Regions from separate parts of the Homo sapiens genome. Here regions 2 and 3 are each linked to region 1. Evidence: chromatin contacts called from ENCODE Hi-C or POLR2A ChIA-PET data. All regions are on one chromosome and are shown on one strand. Each heading gives the region's core, a stretch centred on a gene start or an enhancer-like site at or near the end of the contact. The rest is flanking DNA. Distances are from core to core; before and after follow the strand shown.

Region 1 (2,676 bases), core at 115-2,614:
CCAGCAATGCAGCTCAACATCCTACAGGGCGTCGGACAGCTCCTTAGAGAATTACCTGCCCCAAATGTCAACAGCAAGGAGGTTGAGAAACCCTGCTGTAAGTGTTATTGCTAACAAAGTAGTCTTTTAAGTTATCCGAGACTTAAGACTGTTGCTGTAGTGGTCACTTTGAACCTCTAAAAAGTTTGTAATTTTTTTTTTTTTTTTTTTTTTGAGACGGAGTCTTGCTCTGTTGCCCAGGCTGGAGTGCAGTGGCGCGATCTCAGCTCACTGCAAGCTCCGCCTCCTGGGTTCACGCCATTCTCCTGTCTCAGCCTCCCGAGTAGCTGGGACTACAGGCGCCCACCACCACGCCTGGATAATTTTTTTGTATTTTCAATAGAGACGGGGTTTCACCGTGTTAGCCAGGATGGTCTCGATCTTCTGACCTCGTGATCCGCCTGCCTCGGCCTCCCAAAGTGCTGGGATTACAGGTGTGAGCCACTGGCGCCCGGCCTTTTTTTTTTTTTTTTTTTGAGACAGAGTCTCACTCTGTTGCCAGGCTGGAGTGCAGTGGTGTGATCTCGGCTCACTGGAACCTCCGCCTCCCGGGTTCAAGCGATTCTCCTGCCTCAACCTCCTGAGTAGCTGGGACTACAGGCACGTACCACCATGCCCAGCTAATTTTTGTATTTTTAGTAGAGACGGTGTTTCACCATGTTGACCAGGATGGTCTCGATCTCCTGAGAAGTCTGCAATTCTAATTGGTTGTCTTAGTCATTGTTATAACAAATTTTGGCTTGGGTATAAATAAAATATTTAAACTTAATGTTGTTAGTTTTAACATAATTTTCAACTTTTTAGTATATTGTTTAATTATCTTAATGTTCTTGGGAAAAAATTAATAACAAAATGACTGATTTTTTTTAGCCACCAGTTTTGGTGGTGATTTGTTGCCCAGCAGTAATTAGCCAGAACAGACACTGTTCATTAATCAGTCCCTTCATGCCAGAAGGGAAAAATGCGTCCCAAAGGTCCCGCCTACGTCCTTTTGCTAGGCCCCCACGCATTGCTCACCTCCCATTTCCCTTTGCAAAGGCCACATCCACTTCCCTTTGCAAAGCCCCACCCACTACATTTATGAAGCCCCACCCACATCCCTTTGCAAACCCCCACCTACCACATTTGTGAGGCCCCATTCCATCTCTGCTTACCTCCCACTTTCTTTGAAAGGCCACACCCACTTCCCTTGTAAGGTCACACCCCCTCCCTCTGCTCACATTTCACGTCCTTTGAAAGGTCACACCCACTTTCCTCACAAGGCCCCACCCACTTCCTTTCCTCACCTTTCACTTCCTTTGAGAGTCCCCACCTACTTCCTTTGAGAGTTCCCACCCTTGCCAGGTCCGACCTCCTCCCTCTGCTCACCTTCCACTTAGGCCACGCCCACTTTTCTTGCAAGGCCCCGCCCTCCCCTTTCCCCAGTGCCCACCTCCCACACTTACAGAGTACAAGTTGTTGTTCTTCTTCATTGGCAGTCTGTACTGGATGATCGCTTTTAGGGGCTCTAGGCTGCTCTGTGGAATCTGAAAGAAAGTTCCCTGTGGGCTTCATGGCAACCCAGCCCTGGGAAAGACTAAAGCTGGGTTAGATGTCCTAAGTAAGCTCTCTCCAGCAACTCTAGCCTCTTTTTTTTTTTTTGAGACACAGTCTTGCTCTGTCGCCCAGGCTGGAGTGCATTGGCCCAATCTCGGCTCACTGCAACCTCCGCCTCCCGGGTTGAAGCCATTCTCCCACCTCAGCCTCCTGAGTATCTGGGATTGCAGGCATGTGCCACCATGCCCAGCTAATTTTTGTATTTTTAGTAGAGCCGGGGTTTCACCGTATTGGCCAGGCTGGTCTCGAACTCCTGACCCCAGGTGATCCCCCCGCCTCGGCCTCCCAAAGTGCTGGGATTACAGGCGTGAGCCACTGTGCCCAGCCTCCAGCCTCTTTTCTTCCCCTGCCCACACTATAAAATGCTGCTATTGGTCTTGACTGACTCCAAATGACTTGGTTTCAGGACTCCTGGATTCTTTGTAGTCCATATCAGTAGCTTCCAACAGTGTCGGTAGAGGATGACAATAGTCTGCCCGAGACAACACATCTCTGACCAAATTATGCTACACAGAATTGTGGATCTTGGTTGATGAGCTAAAAGAAGTCCCTCATGGCTCTTCCTTTTCCAGGACTTTGCACCTTGCAGCCCAGATTTAGCTAACCTTTTACTCGGAGTCAGGCAATAAAAATCCTTCATGAAGTTGGCTGGAACCTGGACAAGTGCAGAGCCCTCTACCCATACCTAGCACGGTAAGGTTCAGGTGACCTGCGGGATTCTTTTTTCTTTTCTTTCTTTCTTTTTTTTTTTTTTTGAGACGGAGTCTCACTCAGTCACCTAGGCTAGAGTGCAGTGGCGCTATCTCAGCTCACTCCAAGCTCCGCCTCCTGGGTTCATGCCATTCTCCTGCCTCAGCCTCCCGAGTAGCTGGGACTACAGGCGCCCGCCACCATGCTTGGCTAATTTTTTGTAGTTTTAGTAGAGATGGGGTTTCACTGTGTTAGCCAGGATGGTCTCGATCTCCTGACCTCGTGATCCGCCCACCTCAGCCTCCCAAAGTGCTGGGATTACAGGCATGAGCCACCACGCCCGGCCCCTGC
Region 2 (2,676 bases), core at 63-2,562, 83 kb before region 1:
TGAGCCACTGTGCCCGGCCCTCACATCCGGTGAGTTATTAAAAAAACTTTTTTAAGGGCTGGGCACGGCGGCTTATACCTGTAATCCCAGCACTTTGGGAGGCCGAGGTGGAAGGATTGTTTGAGCTCAGGAGGTTGAGACCAGCCTGGGCAACATGGTGAAACCCCATCTCTTTAAAAAAAAAAAAAAAGAAAGAAAGAAAGGAAAGATGGAAGAAAGAAAGAAAGAAAGAAAGAAAGGAAAAAAAGAAAAGATTTAAAAAAATTTTTTTTTGTTAGAGAGTCTCACTATGTTGCTAAGGCTGAGCTCAAACCCCCAGCCTCAAGTGATCCTCCTGCCTCAGCCTCCCAGAGTGTTGAGATTATAGGCGTGAGCCAACACACCTGGCCCCGTTCTTTATTTAACTTTTTGAGTAACTGCCAGACTGTTTTTCAGCAGCTGTGCCATTTTACATTCCCCCCCAGCCGGGTATGAGGGTTCTGATTTTTCTACATCCTCACCAGCAACTCATTTTCTGCCTTTTTGATTATAGCCGTCTGTCCTAGTGGGTGTGAAGTGGTACCTGGTTAGGTTTTGATTTGCATCTCCCTGACGGCCGACGGTAATGAGCATCGTTTTCATGTGCTTATTTGCAACCCATATATTCTCTTTGGTAAAGTATCTGTTCAGAATTTTGCCCTTCCCTCTCATTAAAAAAAATTGGGTTAGCTGTTTTCTTGTTGTTGAGTTTTAAGAGTTCTGTATATACTCTGGATACAAGTCCTGTACTTGGTATATGAGTTGCAAATATTTTCTCCAAGTCTGTGGCTTATCTTCTCATTCTCTTAATAGTATATTTTTGTCTAGCAAACGTTTTTTATTTTGATGGACGTCTTACTGTTGTTTTTCTGGCGAGTGCTTCTGGTTTTGTGTCTGAAACCCTTTGCCACACTTGAGGCCCATGCCTCTGTTTTCGCTGTCCGCTGGCGGCATGCACCAAGCCCACTGTTGAGAGAGGCGGGGGAGACTGTCAAAGGGTAGTGGGTATCTAGTAAGGGAGGCCCTTGTCATTTATTCTTCGCAAATGAGGGTTTTTTTTTTTTTAATGTTCGTTTACAGTGAGGAGGAGGAATTGCTTTTCTTCCATTCTTTGCTGGAGTTTCATGGATTTCTTCATGTGTCAGATATTTACCAAGTCTAGGCCCAGTGAAGACCAAGTGAACACGTTCCCCTCTCTTGTGGAGTTCACAGACTGACAGGGCAAGAGACGGCAGACACACGGGAGAGGAAGTGACCCATCAGAATGAGTTCCAGGAAGCCCAGGGGCTGGGTGCTATGAGTGTGTCACGGGGACCCAGTTAGAAAGGGTCGGTTGGGTTCTCTTAAGAAGCGAGATTGACTTCTTTTTTTTTTTTTTTTTTTTTTGAGGTGGAGTCTTGCTCTGTCACCCAGGCTGGAGTGCAGTGGCGTGATCTCGGCTCACTGCAAGCCCTGCCTCCTGGGTTCACACCTTTCTCCTACCTCAGCCTCCCGAGTGGCTGGGACTACAGGCGCCCGCCACCATGCCTGGCTAATTTTTTTGTATTTTTAGTAGAGAGGGGGTTTCACCGTGTTAGCCAGGATGGTCTCGGTTTCCTGACCTCGTGATCCACCTGCCTCGGTCTCCCAAAGTGCTGGGATTACAGGCGTGAGCCACCGTGCCCGGCCGATTGACTTCTTCTTATGTGAGGCTGAGAGGATGGGGTGGTCCCTTCTAGGGGGAGGGGCAGCTGTTTGAAAGGCAGAGTCCAGGTGATGAAGCGGGGCTGGGGCGAGTGTGAGGGAGGTGAGCTGGGTGGGCAGAGCTGCTCATCCGCTGGGGGTGACATGGTGGCATTTGCTGTTAGATCCTGCATAAGGGGTCGAGTCCTCTGGGTTCACCTGCCTCTTTGGGCGTAAGCTCTGTGGCCGTGGCTTCAGAAGCCCCAGCCAGGTGCCTGTCCCACGCCTGTCCCATGATGTTCTGGAGTAGGTCAGTGACATTATAATGCAGACCTGGCTCCATCTCTCCCAGAAGGAATTCAGTGGCTGCCAAACAGGAAGTGCTTGTCTGTGCCCTGGAGTCAGTTAGGAGGCAGGGTGAGGGCCTCGGGAGGGGCTGCAGAGCTGACCTGGGAGGCTTTGATGCCCTGGTCCTGGGCAGGGCAGGGGCCGGGGGCTGCCGGCCTCCCCGAGCCTTCCCGGGGTGGGGGCCCCCACTGACATGCATGGCCCTGCTCGGGCTGGGACTGGCTCTCGGGGTCTCTTTCAGCTTTACCGCTTGGTGACCCCGCCACGTTCCCGCTTTACGTTCCCAGCAGACTTTAGCATGGTTGATTTTTGTCTTGCTTTGTTTTGAGGCATTAGCCAAGATCAGCAGCTGGACTCAGGAGCTCTTCTCTGAGGCATCATTTGATGTGACTTAATTTCCTTGGCAATCCTTTTAGCTCTCACCTTTGTCGCTTTCATGCCAGTGCTGGCTGCCAAGTAGTCCTGCGTTTCTGGCTTGGTGTGCTTGGCAAAACCGAGAGGGGCAGAGAGAGCTGCTGTCAGATGGGGAGAGGGGTCATCTGAGATGACAGTGGCCTGCTTTCCTCTCCTGTGGCCGGTGTCGGCTCGCAGCCCCCCAGGTGCCCTGTAGATGCAGTCACATGAGGGGATGCTGGCCGGGGCACTTGT
Region 3 (2,676 bases), core at 119-2,618, 73 kb after region 1:
TTGCTCCAGCTCCTGCCCGTGCACACTCCCTTTTCAGAGACTGCCCAAAACCCCACATCCTCCGCCACTGAGATGGAGACAGGACAGGAGTGTTGGTCTTCACCCCCAGAGTGTCCCTGACCTGCTGGACGCAGATTTCTAGCGTGGTTATTTGTCATTACATGGGCTATTTGATACCTGCCCTTTTATTTATTTGGAGTTATTTTAGGCTCTGTTTTAAAGACATGAGTCCAAACATCTGAGTCTAATACAGAGTGGGCAAACTAGCCCATGGGCTAAATCCAACTCACTGCCTGTTTTTGTACAGCCCATGAACTAAGAATGCTTTTTTCCTACATTTTTAAGTAGTTGGAAAAATCAAAAGAAGAATATTTTAGGACATACAAAATTATCTGAAATTCACATTTCAGTGTCCATAAATTGTGCTTGCTTCAGCAGCAAATATACTAAAACTGGAACCATAAATAAAGTTTTATTGGCACACAGCCACAGTCATTTCACCCTACAATGGATGGGGTTGAGTCATCTTGACAGCGAGCGCTTGACCTGCAAAACCTAAAATATTTACTATTCCACATTTTACAAAAAAAGCTTGCCACCCCCTGGTCTAACGCACATTACTTGGCTATATGTGACTAGTACTCATGTGTATATGAATGTGATGCTGATTTTGAGGTTTATAAAACCCCTTAGGCTCTTCAATGGTGTTTAACATATTTTTGCTTTCTCTAAGAGAGAGAGGAATAATATTTACTTTGTTATCTTCTCCAGTTTGTTGTAATTAAAGAAGAGTCTTTGGCTACATCCATCTTGCAGGATGAATTTCGTTGCCTTCTTATACCTATGAGAACTGTGCCTTTAAAAAAAAATGCTGGGCTGGCATGGTGACTCAAGCCTGGAATCCCAGCACTTTGGGAGGCTGAGGCGGGTGGATCACCTGAGGTCGAGAGTTCGAGACCAGTCTGACCAACAGGGAGAAACCCCATCTCTACTAAAAATACAGAATTAGCGGGGCATGGTGGCACATGCCTGTAATACTAGCCACTCAGGAGGCTGAGGCAGGAGAATCGCGGGAGGCGGAGGTTGCAGTGAGCCGAGATCACGCCACTGCTGTCCAGCCTGGGCAACAAAAGTGAAACTCCGTCTCAAAAAAAAAAAAAAAAAAAAAAAAAGCTGTAGTGCCCTGGCCCTTCTCTGTGGCATTCTTCTTTGTCTTTCAGGCCCTGGCCAGCCTGGGTTAGGCTTAGAGCAGCACTCTGGGCTGGGAAGGGCTCTGTGTTCAGGGGTCATTGCTTCCTCTTTGTTCTCGTCTCTGACTCACCAACATGCAGCTCTGGGTGACTGTCCCTTGAGGACTGTGGCTTCCTGGCGGGTTAAGCCAGTTCTGGAAGTGGGTGTGCAGCTTATGGCAGCCAGGAGTGGTTTCTGAAATTAATTACTGCTCTAGATGATGATGTAAGGAGTGAGACTCCTGGGGAGAAACTGCCCATGTGGAGAAACCCAGCACCTGTAACCCATCACCTTCGTATCAAAACACGCTGTCCACCTAAGAAGGGCGAATGTGCCATGGCTAATCAAGGAAAATAATTTCTGTTTAGCTGTCAAAAAAGCTATTTCCATGATATCAGCCCTTTGATTTGGAGCTGAAACCTCCAAATCAAAATAAATTCTGCAGCATCTGAATCTTTTGTTGTAGCTGGATTTTTTAGAGTGAAGGCATTGCTAGGAATTACTGACAGAGTCCAGGGAGGGGCTAGAATTGGAATCGGGCTTCTCTGAGGTGAGAAAGTTAGTGGGGACTCGCCTTAATGCCTGGCTGTGGAACTGATCAAGGTCACTGGCTAGATGTGGTAAATCAGATGGGCTTCCTTGGGTTGGATGGGTGGATGCTAGAAAAAACTGCACTTCTCTCTAAGTCCCTTTACTCGCCTCTGGCAGGCATCTCCCTCCTGGGCTTCCTCTGATCCTCGATCCTCAATTCCTGGGCTTGGTGGACTGTGGGTTAATTATCTCCTAAGTGTTCTTTGAAAGCAGAGCCAATTATCAGCACAGTCCCTTCCCAGGCTGTTTGAATTCCTAAATACAGGGCAGTGGGAGGGAGGAGTAGCCACCTGTGGACTGTGGCTCCCTGCTGGAGACGGGTGTGCGTCTCGCTTCGCCCCTGTGAAGGTTATGCCTGTCGCCCTGTCTATCATGAGTCTGTCTCTGCAGCTTGTGGCTTCTGACCCGCTGCGACCATCTGCCTGTGCTCAGTCCCCACCCAGGAAGTGAACTGATTCTGTCACTTTCTTCTAAAGACCACAGATCTGCCTGGTTTATACAACGAAGCTCGTCTGAATTGGAGTCCTCAAATTTGTGAATTTAAGTTTTAAAAGATTAAAAAAAAAAAGACATACTGCTGTAGCCCAGTGGTTTTTAATCTTTCATCAGTCTGGATCTCTTTCAAAATCTGCTCAACACTGGGAATTTCTCCTCAGAAGAACAGGCATGGAAGGGCAAAAATTACATGACAATCTACGTTAGTAGTAAACAGAAAAGGCAGAGGTGCCCATGTGATGTTTGTATCTCTGTAGAGTTGTGTGGTCAGAACAGACAAATTCCCTTTGCAAATAATAGTAAGGAAGCGCATCACTGAAAACAGGAATGAGCCGTGTGCGTGGATGCATCCATTACTGT

Evidence for each region. Hi-C counts contacts between places; a loop is a spot of excess contacts on that map. ChIA-PET counts read pairs that join two places held with the same protein, here RNA polymerase II (POLR2A). Pooled maps may share reads with other maps.
Region 2: a loop to region 1 is called in a pooled map, with 4 times the contacts of the local background. The contact joins two enhancer-like sites. A Hi-C loop is called at or near these places in 4 of 50 pooled maps. POLR2A ChIA-PET finds 5 or more read pairs at or near these places in 2 of 52 experiments (GM10248 and activated naive CD8-positive, alpha-beta T cell).
Region 3: a loop to region 1 is called in a pooled map, with 4 times the contacts of the local background. The contact joins two enhancer-like sites. A Hi-C loop is called at or near these places in 3 of 50 pooled maps. POLR2A ChIA-PET finds 5 or more read pairs at or near these places in 4 of 52 experiments (A549, activated B cell, activated CD4-positive, alpha-beta T cell and 1 more).

The regions. Positions count from the first base shown.
Region 1 is chr19:6,160,104-6,162,779 of GRCh38, reverse strand. ACSBG2 (acyl-CoA synthetase bubblegum family member 2) reads right to left here. Exons shown (of 15, transcript NM_030924.5): 6 at 1,485-1,565. All of the region lies in intron 2 of LOC105372255 (a long non-coding RNA gene), which reads left to right. Among named protein-coding and RNA genes, the nearest start is that of ACSBG2, 26 kb to the right of the region's middle. RefSeq lists a silencer at 1,236-1,295. Within about 2 kb of position 1,364, at least 4 of the 41 ENCODE cell types and tissues checked have a DNase peak (open chromatin) inside an H3K27ac peak, as active enhancers do.
Region 2 is chr19:6,242,772-6,245,447 of GRCh38, reverse strand. All of the region lies in intron 3 of MLLT1 (MLLT1 super elongation complex subunit), which reads left to right. Among named protein-coding and RNA genes, the nearest start is that of MLLT1, 36 kb to the left of the region's middle. RefSeq lists an enhancer at 1,235-1,949. Within about 2 kb of position 1,312, at least 9 of the 41 ENCODE cell types and tissues checked have a DNase peak (open chromatin) inside an H3K27ac peak, as active enhancers do.
Region 3 is chr19:6,086,708-6,089,383 of GRCh38, reverse strand. All of the region lies in intron 1 of RFX2 (regulatory factor X2), which reads left to right. Among named protein-coding and RNA genes, the nearest start is that of RFX2, 22 kb to the left of the region's middle. RefSeq lists enhancers at 1,603-2,102, 2,112-2,181, 2,103-2,604. Within about 2 kb of position 1,368, at least 33 of the 41 ENCODE cell types and tissues checked have a DNase peak (open chromatin) inside an H3K27ac peak, as active enhancers do.